2 separate regions of the Homo sapiens genome follow, and region 1 is linked to region 2. A link is a contact called in ENCODE Hi-C data. All regions are on one chromosome and are shown on one strand. Each heading gives the region's core, a stretch centred on a gene start or an enhancer-like site at or near the end of the contact. The rest is flanking DNA. Distances are from core to core; before and after follow the strand shown. Region 1 overlaps GALC (galactosylceramidase). Region 2 holds the start of KCNK10 (potassium two pore domain channel subfamily K member 10).

Region 1 (5,997 bases), core at 237-2,736, 370 kb before region 2:
GCTAAACTGTAGAGACATATATGGCATACAGATTAATTTTTTGTTATAACTGTTTTCCAACTAAAATACATCAAATAAAAAGCAAAAGTAAGGATGTTTTCACTGAAAAGACATCTCATCTAAATATAACTTTCGTTCTCATGTAAGAAGTAAAAAATATATATATATATGTATGGGTGTGTGTATATATAGTATATATAGATATCAAATACACACTAAGGTCAGCTAAATATATGTAACATAGTTCTCACATTGCCATCACTGTTTACTAAATAGTCACAACTATGGGCTGGGATCAAAAGAAGTATGAGACATAATCCCTACTTTAAGAGATTCCACAGTCACAGAATACTTATAGTACACAGTTCTATTTCAGGCTTTGCAGACCATTAAAAAATTACTTTCATAATCAGAGATTTCAATATCCATCTCTTAGTAATTGATAGTACAACTAGATGGACAATCAGCAAGGATATAAGAGATTTGAACAACACTACCAAACAACATGCCATCTATAAATGCCTCCATCTAGCAACAGCAGGATGCACATTCTTTTCAAGCGCACATGGAACACTGACCAAACTACACCATACTCTGATCCATAAAGCAAGTCCTCATAAATACAGGAAGATTCAAGTCACACAAAGTACTTTTTTAACCACTATAGAATTAAATCAGAAATGAATAACTGAAAACCTTCTGGAAAAGTCAAAAATATTTACAAACTATCAAATTTCTAAATAATCAATAGATCAAAGGAAAAATAAAAAGAGAAATTAGAATTTTCAGCTTTATGAAAATGAAAACACAACATATCACAATTTGTGGTATGCCACTAAAGCAATACTTAGGAGGACATTTACAGCACTAAATACCTAGATTAGAAACCAAGAAAGGATTTGAGAGTTCAGCTTCTGTCTTGAGATACTAGAAAAATAGGAGCAAATTTTAAAAGATTACAAATTGGGTTCAATGTATACTGCTCGGGGATGGGTGAACCAAAATCTCACAAATCACCACTAAAGAACTTATGTAACCAAATACCACTTGTTCCCCAAAAAACTGTGGAAATAAAATTTTTTTAAAAAGTAAAAATAAAAATAAAGAAAAAACCAAAATAGGCAAAGAAAATAATAATGAGCAAAGAAGAATTAAACAAAAACAAATTTAAAAACCACAAGAAAATAATAAAACCAAAAGCTGATTCTTCGAGAAGATCAATACAGTTGAAAAACTTCTAGCCAGACTAATAAAAAATCAGGTTAAGAGAAAACATACACTTCAACAATAAGAAAGGTGACATTACTAGAGATTAGAGATTTACCTAGGGGGAGAGGCAAGGCATGAAATAGCTTCAAACCTTTTCTTAAAGGAATTGATATTTGACACAGAGCATAGAGAGGTTTAAGACTAATGTTGTTCTAAAAAATAATGGAGGTTTTGGTGAAAAGAAAAAAGAAACCAGTGGCTTCACTATAGGCATAAGCTAAACCACAACCCTGCCTAATATCCTGTTGAGAACCACCCAGCCTAGTATCCTGTTGCTCCACTAAAAATGACAGTATCACAACACACAGTTTCTTTAATGTCCGTTGCTGACCCCCGGAAAAAAATTCAGCTTTTATACAGTCAACATTCTTTATATCTGAAGGATGAAAAACAGCACAAAAATCTTGAAAACTATGAAGTCCCAGAATCTATTGGTCTCCAGATCTTAGTGGTCATTTCTTACTTAGCAAACTGTATGAATAGACATGTTCATGTGAAAGATTACTTTGTACATTCTGTTTCTGAAACACAGAATATAGAATCCCAGAAGATTCACTCCTCTAGACTGAGTGAGGTAACGAGCTCTAATATGCAAATATGTGGATTTGAAAGCATAGTTCTGCATTTAACTGAAAAGTATCAAAAGCTTCTCAGTGAAAATAAAATTATAGATGAACAGCCTAAACATCAGTCAGATATCTGTGGTCAGAACTTTCACTCAAATTTGTTTCAGTTAGACCACAAATGTGCAGCTATGTTGGATTTGGTTTGTAGTACTAAACAAATTAATATAGGGCCTGAAGTGGTACAAAGAGAGTGTGTGCCAACAGAATATCATGAAATACAAAACCAGTGTTTGGGATTATTTTCCTTGAACACAGTAGATAAGCCAAGGTCTGAAGTCTGAAGCAGCAGTTAGGAAGGTCTCAGACCTTAAAATGTCAACTGATACGGAATTTCTCTGTATAATTACCTCCAGCCAGGTTGCTTTTTTAGCTCAAAAGAAAGATAAAGGGCGGAGTCCTATAAATAAAGGGAATGTAAACATGGAGACTGAACCAAAGGCAAGTTACGGGAAGATAAGAATATCTGAAGAGAATTCCATTCAACTTGATGATTTTACAGAAGCATATGAAAGTGGACAAAACCAAGCATATTCTCTTGAACATTTTAGTCCTGTTTTTCCTAAAACAGAAAATAGCCACATTCACATAAACTCTGACAAAGGTCCTGAAGAAAATACAGGATCTCAAGAACTTTTCAGTTCTGAAGATGAACTGCCACCAAATGAGATACGTATTGAGTTGTGTAGCTCAGGAATACTGTGTTCCCAACTAAACACCTTCCACAAAAGTGCTATTAAAAGAAGCTGCACCTCTGAAGATAAAGTGGGCCAGTCTGAAGCTCTATCTAGAGTCCTTCAAGTAGCTAAGAAAATGAAGTTGATTTCTAATGCAGGAGATTCTGTTGTAGAAATGGATCAGAGGAATGTGTCTGAATTTAAGGGTATTAAAAAAAGTCATTAATAAAAAACTGTGATTCTAAAAGCCAGAAGTATGATTGTTTAGTCATGGTGCTATCTCCATGTCATGTGAAGGAAATAAACATAAAATTCGGACCAAATTCTGGCTCTAAAGTGCCTTTAGCAACAGTTACAGTAATTGATCAATCAGAAACTAAGAAGGTTTTTCTGTAGAGGACTGCAGCATTTTGGGCATATACAGTGTTTCTTGGAGATATAATTTTACTCGCAGATGTTGTTATTCATGAGGACCAATGGGTTGGCGAGACAGTACTACAATCAACATTTAGCAGTCAGTTATTAAATCTTGGGAGTTATTCATCTATTCAGCCTGAAGAATATTCCAGTGTAGTTAGTGATGTTGTACTTCAAGACCTACTGGCACAGGTGTCCTCAAAACATTCCTACCTCAGAGATCTTCCTCCGAGGCAGCCTCAGAGGGTGAACAGTATAGACTTTATAGAATTGGAGCACCTTCAGCCTGATGTATTAGTCCACACAATACTAAGAGTTGTTGATTTCACTATACTGACAGAGGCAGTATACAGTTATAGAGGACAGAAGCAGAAAAAGTTATGTTAACAGTGGAACAGGCCCAAGATCAACATTATGTGCTTGTATTATGGAGTCCTGGAGCAGCCTGGTACCCTCAACTGCAAAGGAAAAAAGGTTATATTTGGGAATTTAAATATCTTTTTGTTCAGCGCAATTACACACTAGAAAACCTAAAATCGCATACAATGCCTTGGTCATCCTGTGAGTGCTTGTTTGATGATGATGTAAGGGCAATTACATTTAAAGCAAAATTTCAAAAAAGTGCACCTTCCTTTTGGAAGATATCAGACTTAGCAACCCACCTAGAGGATAAATGTTCAGGAGTGGTTCTAATTAAAGCCCAGATTTCAGAGCTGTCATTTCCTATTACGGCAGCTCAGAAGATAGCTCTAAATGCTCACAGTTCTCTGAAGAGTATTTCTTTTCTTCTCTTCCCAACATCATATATACTGGCTGCGCAAAATATGGATTGGAACTAGAAACAGATAAGAACAGGATCTACAAACAATGTTTTAGCTGCTTGCCATTTACTATGAAGAAAATATACTATAGGCCAGCTTTAATGACTGTAGTTGATGGAAGACATGATGTTTACATCCGTGTAGACTCAAAGCTGATAGAGAAGATTCTTCTCAACATTTTTGCAGACTGCCTCAACAGAGTGATAGTTACTTCCTCAGAGATCACCTATGGGATGGTCATGGCAGACCTGTTACACTCCTTGTCGGCAGTCAGCGCAGAACCTTGTGTATCAAAGATTCAGAGCCTTTTTGTGTTAGATGAAAGCAGCTATCCATTACAACAAGATTTCTCCCTCCTGGATTTTTATCCTGACACTGTAAAGCATGGAGCCGATGCCCTTTTCTGAGGCCAGAGGAAGAAATGGCAGGCATTTCAAGGAAGAAGTACTGAAATGATTTGTCTTTTGAAGTAAATAAACGATAGGGTTTTTGCTTTGGATTTTTTATTAAATACATTTTACAAAGAGAATTTCAATTAAAACTTTTTTCTAAGAAAATCCTGTGAGGTTTAAAAAGATTATTTTTGTTTTTTGGTTTCTTCCTTTCTTCTGGAGAAATGATCTACCAGTCAAGGCAATATGTAGCAGATCCCTGGGAATTAAAGGTTTGCCCATTTGTTCACTGTATTTAGTCCCTGCTACGTTCCAGGCATTGTACTAAGTATGAGGAACCACAGGGAAGACATTCCCTCAGAAACTGCTGCAGTGCTTTTACTTATCCCTACCTAAAAACCGTCAATGTGAAATCATTTCCTTGATTACAACTATACATGATAATGGATTAGTTTATATAAACCTCTGTTTAGACAAGTTCAAGACAAGCGTGTCTTTCTATAAAAAGCATTGAAAACGAAGGAAATGAGATCATGTTTCAATTTATTAAAGCGGGGAAGAGCGTTCTGTGGTTAGTTCGTGTCTAGGATTTGAGTGCCTTACTGAATGTATTTAGCAAACATGTAGCAATCTGTTCTCTCACTGTGATTGTAGAAGAAGCTCATGTAAAATGATAGTCATTAATGAGGAAGTATAGAGTGGTACTTATTCTGTAAGTTCAGAGTATGCCGAGTATTAATAGATTATCATACTGCCTGAAAATAAATTTATGATGAAATGAAAAAAAAAAGTGACAGTTTAAAAAAAAAAATCTCCTGTGGTCAGAAGAAAACTAAAACACTAACTTCAAACCACCCCTGAAAATGAGCTGGAATTTAATTGGATCAGTCTTTGGAACAATTTAAGTCCCCAGGGCATTGTTTAAAACAATACAGAAATCCACCAGCAATTAGTGTAACTTACAGTGAGGTGTGATCAAGGAACCAGACAGAGTCCTGGAAAAACAAATCCCAGGGTGACTGTGGATATGCCCAAAACCACATTCTCCAAGGAGCAACATTTCAGGCTTTACAGTGTGTGGAGGGGAAGAAGGAGGGAACAGAGTTAACTAAAATACTCCAGCAAATCACTAAGTAAATAAATAAACAACAACAAGCCTCAAGGGGGAGAGGATCAATGCCCAGAGTTGATAGCATATATTATATACGAGTTGCTACCATATATTATATATAAGGTCCAGTTTCCAACAACACACACAAAAAATGAGACATTCAAAGAAATAGGCATTATTTCATTCTTTCTATGCTGAAGAGTATTTCATGATGTGTGTGTGTATATGTATATACATACACCATATATATATACACGCACCATATATATATATATACACACACACCATATATATACACACACACACACACACACACACACACCATATATATATGGTATATATATATTTCCTTTATCCACTCATCAGTTGATGGGCACTTAGGTTGATTCCATATGTTTCAATTGTGAATTGTGCTACATAAACATATGTGTGCAGGTGACTTTCTGATACAGTGACTTCTTTTCTTTTGGGTAGATATCCAGTAGTAGGATTGCAGGAATGAATGGCAGATCAATCAATTTAGTTCTTTGATAAATCTCCACATTGTTTTCCATATAGGTTGTACTAACTTCATTCTCACCAGCAGTGGATAAGCATTCTCTTTTCACCACATGTATGCCAACATCTATTGTTTTTTGATGTTTCTTAATGGCCATTCTGGCTGGAGTAAGGTGGTATCTCGTTGTG
Region 2 (6,075 bases), core at 2,400-4,899:
TCCTCTTCTCCTTCCTCCTCTCTCTTCCTCTCTTTTATCCTCCTCCTATTCCATTCCCTTTTCCTCTTCATCCTCTCTCTTCTCCTTTTCCTCCTCGCAACAAGCTTCTCCACTTCCTGAGCTTTGGGAACCTTACCAGGCAAAAGCCAAAAGTCCCAATAAGAAACACAGACTTGAAGAGTGTTTAAGAGCCCAGATTCTAATCTTGTCCTACTAGCTGTGCAACCTTGGGCAAGTTACTCAAACTCTCTGTTCCTCAGTTAACTCATCTGTAAAATTAGGATAATACCTTTCTCCTAAAATGTTTGTGAAGATTAAATTAACACATGTAAAACATTAGAAGAGCACCTAGCACATAATTCTATACAGATAAGAGATATGCCACCTCACTCCTCACTCTCTTCCCTCCTCCATCCCCTGGCTAGAAAAAGACTACTGTCACCCCTACCTTTGGGAATAACTGTGCACAAAGTCAGAGCAACTCCACTGGAAGGCAGATTAGTGGTGTCATGATGGCAATCAAGTGCCAAATGGAACTATAACACTTATACCATCAGATAAGTATTGTGAAAATAATTGTATGAAACAATGTACATAAAGCACCTGGCATGCAATGGTTGCTCATTAAATGTTGTTATTTTTATTGAGGTTTTTTTCATTTTTAGCACCACTGGTTGTAACTGAAGGTGCTATTTGTATGCTTTTCTTCACTGTGTCAGGCTGTAAAATGTGTAAAATTTGTCTGTGTTCATCACTGTAACATGAATATATAGAATGATGATCACACAGAAATGTACCTTAAAACACAAAGCCAGCTTCACAAAATCAGTCTCACGGTACTCCCTCTGTTCCTTGAAGATCCTGACCCCAGCACTTAGACAGCTGCCCACCTAACACACCCCTTGGATGGCTTGGGGACATGTCCTACTCAACAAGTCCTAGATTGAACTCATGAGCTTTCCTTCAAGACTGGTCCTGCCCTGGCTGCCATCTCAGTCATTCCAATTCCTTCACTTCACTTCCACACATTATTCATGCAAAGCCTGTTGATTTCACGTCCTCTACAGCTCTCTACTCCGTCCGCTTCTCCATGCCCACAGCAACCACCCTGGCCCATGCTACCATTGTATCTGGTCCCCTACATCCACAAGAGCCACACAGCACTTGTTTTGAAACTTAGCTCAAATCATGTCACTCCTCGTCTTGAAACTCTTCATTGGCTTTAGATAAATACTATACTCTTCCAACCCCACAATGCTACCCCACCTCCAACAACACAGGGCTTGGAGGGGGGCGTCTCGCCTGTGGATCCCCCAGTCATATCTCAAAACACAAGCCCTCTTGCTCTCTGCTAGGGATAAATACATTTTTCAGGGATTTCCCAAAAGAAAGCCAAGGCATACTTCCGTATTTCCAGAGGTTTCAAATAGAGACAAAATGAAAGGTTTGTGCTGTATTTACAGTATAACAGCCTGGGTGTTTAAAAAAGGCAATACCTCTTCACTCACTCTGCCATAGCCATGGGAACCTCCTTTCAGTTCATCATATACACATACCTCTTCTGCCTCAGGCCCTTTGCACTTGCTGTTCCCTCTTCTGCAACAATTCCCCTCCTCCTTAGACAATTAACTCCTATACATCCTCCAGGCCTAAGTCCAAGTGTCATGTCCTCAGGGAAGCCTTCTCTGGTCCTTGTCAATCTCTTCTATCAGACACTTTCTTAAACCTCTGATGCTCTCCCTGGAGCATACATAAACTTTGAATTATGCATTCCTCCATGGAATTGATTTAGGTCTGTCTCCCTCACTGTAAACTCCAAGTCAGAGCTTTTATCTTTCCTGTTCTGACTGTATCTCCAGAGCTTAGGACAGTGTTTAGCATGTAATAGGTATTTAACAAATATGCTTTTCAGGGATTCTCCCCCCAAAAAAGCAAAGGCACACCTCCATATTTCCAGAGATTTCAAGTAGAGACAAAATAGAAGGTTTGGGCTGTATTTAAGATGTAACAGCCTCAGTGTTTTAAAAAGGCAGTATCTCTTCACTCACTCTTCAATAGCCAGTCAATTCCTAAGACATTTACTCAACAAATAAGATGGTTTCTTCTTTCCAGTCTGGAGAAAAAGAAGAAATGCGCTCATAAAGAACATTAAACACACACGCACCCCAAATAAACAAATTTCAATTCCAATACACACAGAGGCGTTGCCTAGCCTGACACAGTCGTCAGATGAGCTACAAGAAATGCTAAAGAGCATTCTTGTCACAACTGGACACGCGGTTCCAACTTGTTCTGCTCTCATACTGATCACTCCCTTGGAGCCTTAACATCTGTATGCTAATTACAGACACGGTGGCCGACGCTAGGCACACACAAATCCGTCTTAATCCCTCCCTTTTGCGTGGATGAAACCTGGTCCAACATTCGTAAAAGCATGCAAACCACACCATTGCTTGGGCGGGCACACTTCGTGCCCCTCCCCTATGCCTTGCCAGCCCCACCCTTCTCACAAACCACCCCTCCTCCTGCTTCTACTCTGACCTGAGCCTAACTAGCTGCTAGGTTTGGTAATAAGATTGAACGAAGACTCAGGAGGCCCTGTGGGCTCCATTATTCTGCATGCCCTGCGAGAACGGCCCACCCCTAGGGACGGCTGCTGCAACTCGAGCCCCACTTGCTGCCAGGAAACCTTTCCCACTGAGGACACCCGGGCATGCGGCGCAGCTCCAGGTCCAGGGGGAAGCACCCCACCCATCTGCCAGAGAGACAAAGATCACCAGAAACAAAGGACACACACACACACACACACACACACACACACTCGCACACTCAAAGTCAAAAGCAAATACCGACACTTGCAATTTCAAACCAAACAGTCGGCTTGGTCTATCTAAATAGATCTGGAGACAATCTAGGAGGGACAATGATTATGTGGTAATGACAGGCACTATCTGGGTTCGGAACCCACGCTGCCTCCGCCCTCCTCCCACCCGCGCTGCAGTTCCCAGGCGCATTTCCCAGCCTCAGGACACACGCTGCCAGAAGCAAGAGTGCTTCCACTCAAGGAAGCGCGCACACGCCGGAGACAGAGGCAGGGCGAGGGCAGCCAAAAGTAGGAAACACCCACCTTTAGGATCCCAGTTCACCTGTTTTCTTGGCGTCTCGATTGGAAATTTCATTGCTTCGTTGCCCAGAAGGGGAAGAAATGAAAAGAACCCAAATAATAATAAAGTCCTCAAGCTTTACACGCCTCGGTTTAGCAGTCCAACAAAACAATTTCCGAGGATGGGGGAGCCTTGGACTGGCTCGTGGAGGAACCCCAGAAAAAGACAGGTGGGAAAATATTAGCTTGGGGGAGAACTGGAGAGGGCTTGGGTGTTTGCACCGGCCAGGGGGTGGCCGGCCGCGGCCCCGTGGGTAAAAGAAAAAGTAAGATCGGCGAGGGGTGGATGAAAGGATGGAGAGGAAGGCTTGGGGAGATGGAAGAGCCAAGCTGCTTCCCAAAAGCGGTGCCGGCAGGTTAGGGGCTGCGCAGCCTGAAGGCTGGGGCTACGGAGAAGCCCACTGCAGTGTCACTCCAGCCCCCGAAGGCGTGTGCGCACACACTCCCGCACACACACACCCGCACACACACTCCCGGGCGCGCGCTTGGGCGGGCACGTCAGCCTCGCTCGGCCGCGCTGAGCGCACACGCCCCACCCCGGCCGCGGCTCCTCGCCCCCGGCGACGCCCCCCACTTCCCGCTCCCCGAAAGCCATTGGATGTAGGGGTGGCGCGGCGCCCGGGCAGCGCGCGGCGAGGGCGACCCTCCCCGCGGCGCGCCCCAGACGCCGCGCCCCGGCAAGAGGGAGCAGGGCGAGCAGCGGACCGAGGCTCCCAGCTGGGAAGGCGCGCTGAGCCCCCGGCACCCGGCTCGGGGCAGCGGGAGGCGGTCGCGGACTTGCCCGCGGGGCGGCGGGAGGCGGTGGGCGGTGGCGGGGAAGCCGCGGAGGGGCGGGGAACGAGCGGTGGGCGCGCCGCTACTTACTGGCTCGGCCGGCCGGCGGGCGGGCGTGGAGGCGGCAGCGGCGCGCTTGCTGGAGTTGCAGCCGGAGACACGCTTGGTTGCCTGGAAGGCGCTGCAGGAGGCGGAGGAAGGGCCGCTGCGGCTCCGCCGCAGACCTCGGCCTCCGGGTCACCTCTTCTCACCGCTCTCACCCTGAGCTCTCCCTCCTTCTCTTTTCTCACTTCATTTTTTTTCCTCCCGCGTCTGGCTCTCTCGCCTGAGTCCCGAACCCACGTCCCCGCCGCACTCCAAGGAGGCCCGTGCCAGCCATGAGCCTTTTGTTCTGGGACCGCTCCGCATCTGCTGCGCTCTCCCCGCCCGGGGAAGCTCGCTCCCAAGGCACAGCTTGGTCCCTTCCCCAGCTACCTGCAGCCGGACTGGGGCCGCTGGTCGTTGGCTGGAAAGGAGGCTTGAGAGAGGCACGGGGGCCCCCGGAGGAAAGCGGAGTTGCCAAGACCCGGCAGCTCCCGGAAGCGGCGGCCCCGGGATCCTGGGACCAGCAGGGCAGATGCGAAGGGACCCAGACCTGTTCCCGGAAAGGGGCTAAACCTGGAGCATTCGTCTAACGCCCTCTCACTGCCCCTGCTTGAAGCCCCACAGGGGTTTGTGGTGGGGCCTCAGTCTTCAGAAAAGCCAGGTGGTGCTGAGGTGCTCTTGAACGGGTCACTCCGAGTATCAACATGAATGATGCTGACAAATTGCTTCGGATGCCTCGCAACGGAGCCTTACACGTAGTAGGTGCTCAAGAAATACTTGCTAAATGAAGACATGAATTGCATGCTGCAGTGTTGGATAGGAAGTAGTTTAAACCCCTACTCTGGCTTCCAGATAAGGTTACTAAAATTTGTTGTTCATTCAACATATATATTGAACCCCTTCCAAGTGCCATCACTGTGCTATGTGCTGGCCATATGGCAGAGAACAAGACAGAGATCTTGCCTTCATGGGGCTTACTATCTAGTGCCATAAGGTCCTGTTAGATTGTTGTTGCCTTTACTTACGCATAGAAATTGCCCAGCTCATTCCTATGCCTGCCAGCTGGGGTCCTAAAATCCCACACTAGCAGCTGATCTCTAAGTTGCATGCTACTCTACGGCACCTTGAGGCTTCTGGGGAGCCCTATGTCAGCAGCATCTTTCTCACCATCCATCCGTCACTATCACATCAAGGTTTCTGAGTCCAAGAGCAAGACCTACAGAGGTCCGCTGTGGTCTGTGGGAAAGGTGAGTGCTTTGTCACTGGGCTGTCACAGGCACCCCAGGCTGGAGCCCTGAATTCTCTGCAAACCCCGTTCAGGCAAAACTGGTACCAATCTGATGGTGCTACTCTGACTCTTCAGCCCTTTAGGCAGGTTCCCGGGTGCTTCAGAACCATCTTCCCTGGACTCTGTAACCACACTTTGCCTCTCTCTACTAGGACTGGGAGGATGGCTAAGACATAGAAATCAAACAAACAAGGAATCTCTGCTTCTCCCAGCCATGCCCCGAGACACCAGTGTGTATGTAAATTCTGTTCTCAAGTCCAGAGGGAGATGCTTCTAAGAAAGGCTTTCGAACCTCCCTCTGCGCTCTTCTCTTTAACTGTTCACGGACAGCTGGACTCTAGCACAGTCACTGCAATACAATGTTTTTTACATGCATCAGAGTCAGAGAGGGGCTTCAGCAGAGAAAGACACCCTCTCCTGAGTCCTCAGAGCACGGGGAGGCAAGATTGACATTTACTGAATTCCCCCTCACCATCTCATATTTCCTCTCCATTCATCTTTGTTAGATCATTTTGCAGAAGCTGTAACTGGCCTCCTTTTACAGATGAGAAGATCAAGGCTCAGAGAGATAAAGAAACATTCCCAAGGTCACGATATGAGGATTCAAACCCAAGTTTGTTGACACAAAGGTCCATGCTCTCCATGCCAGAACCTTGTGAGCTCATCCAGTCCCGGGACCCATGAATCTGACCCTGAACCTGTCCCATGGGTTCGTTTGGGTAATGAAGGTCTAAATACGATATTTTCCAAGCCTCCAGGCCCTCCT

Evidence for each region. A loop is a pair of places that touch in the nucleus more often than their neighbours do. Pooled maps may share reads with other maps.
Region 1: a pooled map shows a loop between it and region 2 (5-fold over the local background). The contact joins the enhancer-like site here to the promoter of KCNK10 in region 2. A Hi-C loop is called at or near these places in 17 of 37 single-sample maps with no recorded cell type and 5 of 50 pooled maps.

What each region holds. Positions count from the first base shown.
Region 1 is chr14:87,950,990-87,956,986 of GRCh38, forward strand. All of the region lies in intron 10 of GALC (galactosylceramidase), which reads right to left. It also overlaps the pseudogene SHLD2P2. Among named protein-coding and RNA genes, the nearest start is that of GALC, 39 kb to the right of the region's middle. RefSeq lists an enhancer at 4,201-4,370. Within about 2 kb of position 1,487, at least 4 of the 41 ENCODE cell types and tissues checked have a DNase peak (open chromatin) inside an H3K27ac peak, as active enhancers do.
Region 2 is chr14:88,319,620-88,325,694 of GRCh38, forward strand. KCNK10 (potassium two pore domain channel subfamily K member 10) reads right to left here and starts at 3,650. Exons shown (of 7, transcript NM_138317.3): 1 at 3,128-3,650. The coding sequence starts at 3,179. RefSeq lists enhancers at 2,996-3,655, 4,228-4,287 and a silencer at 3,938-4,177.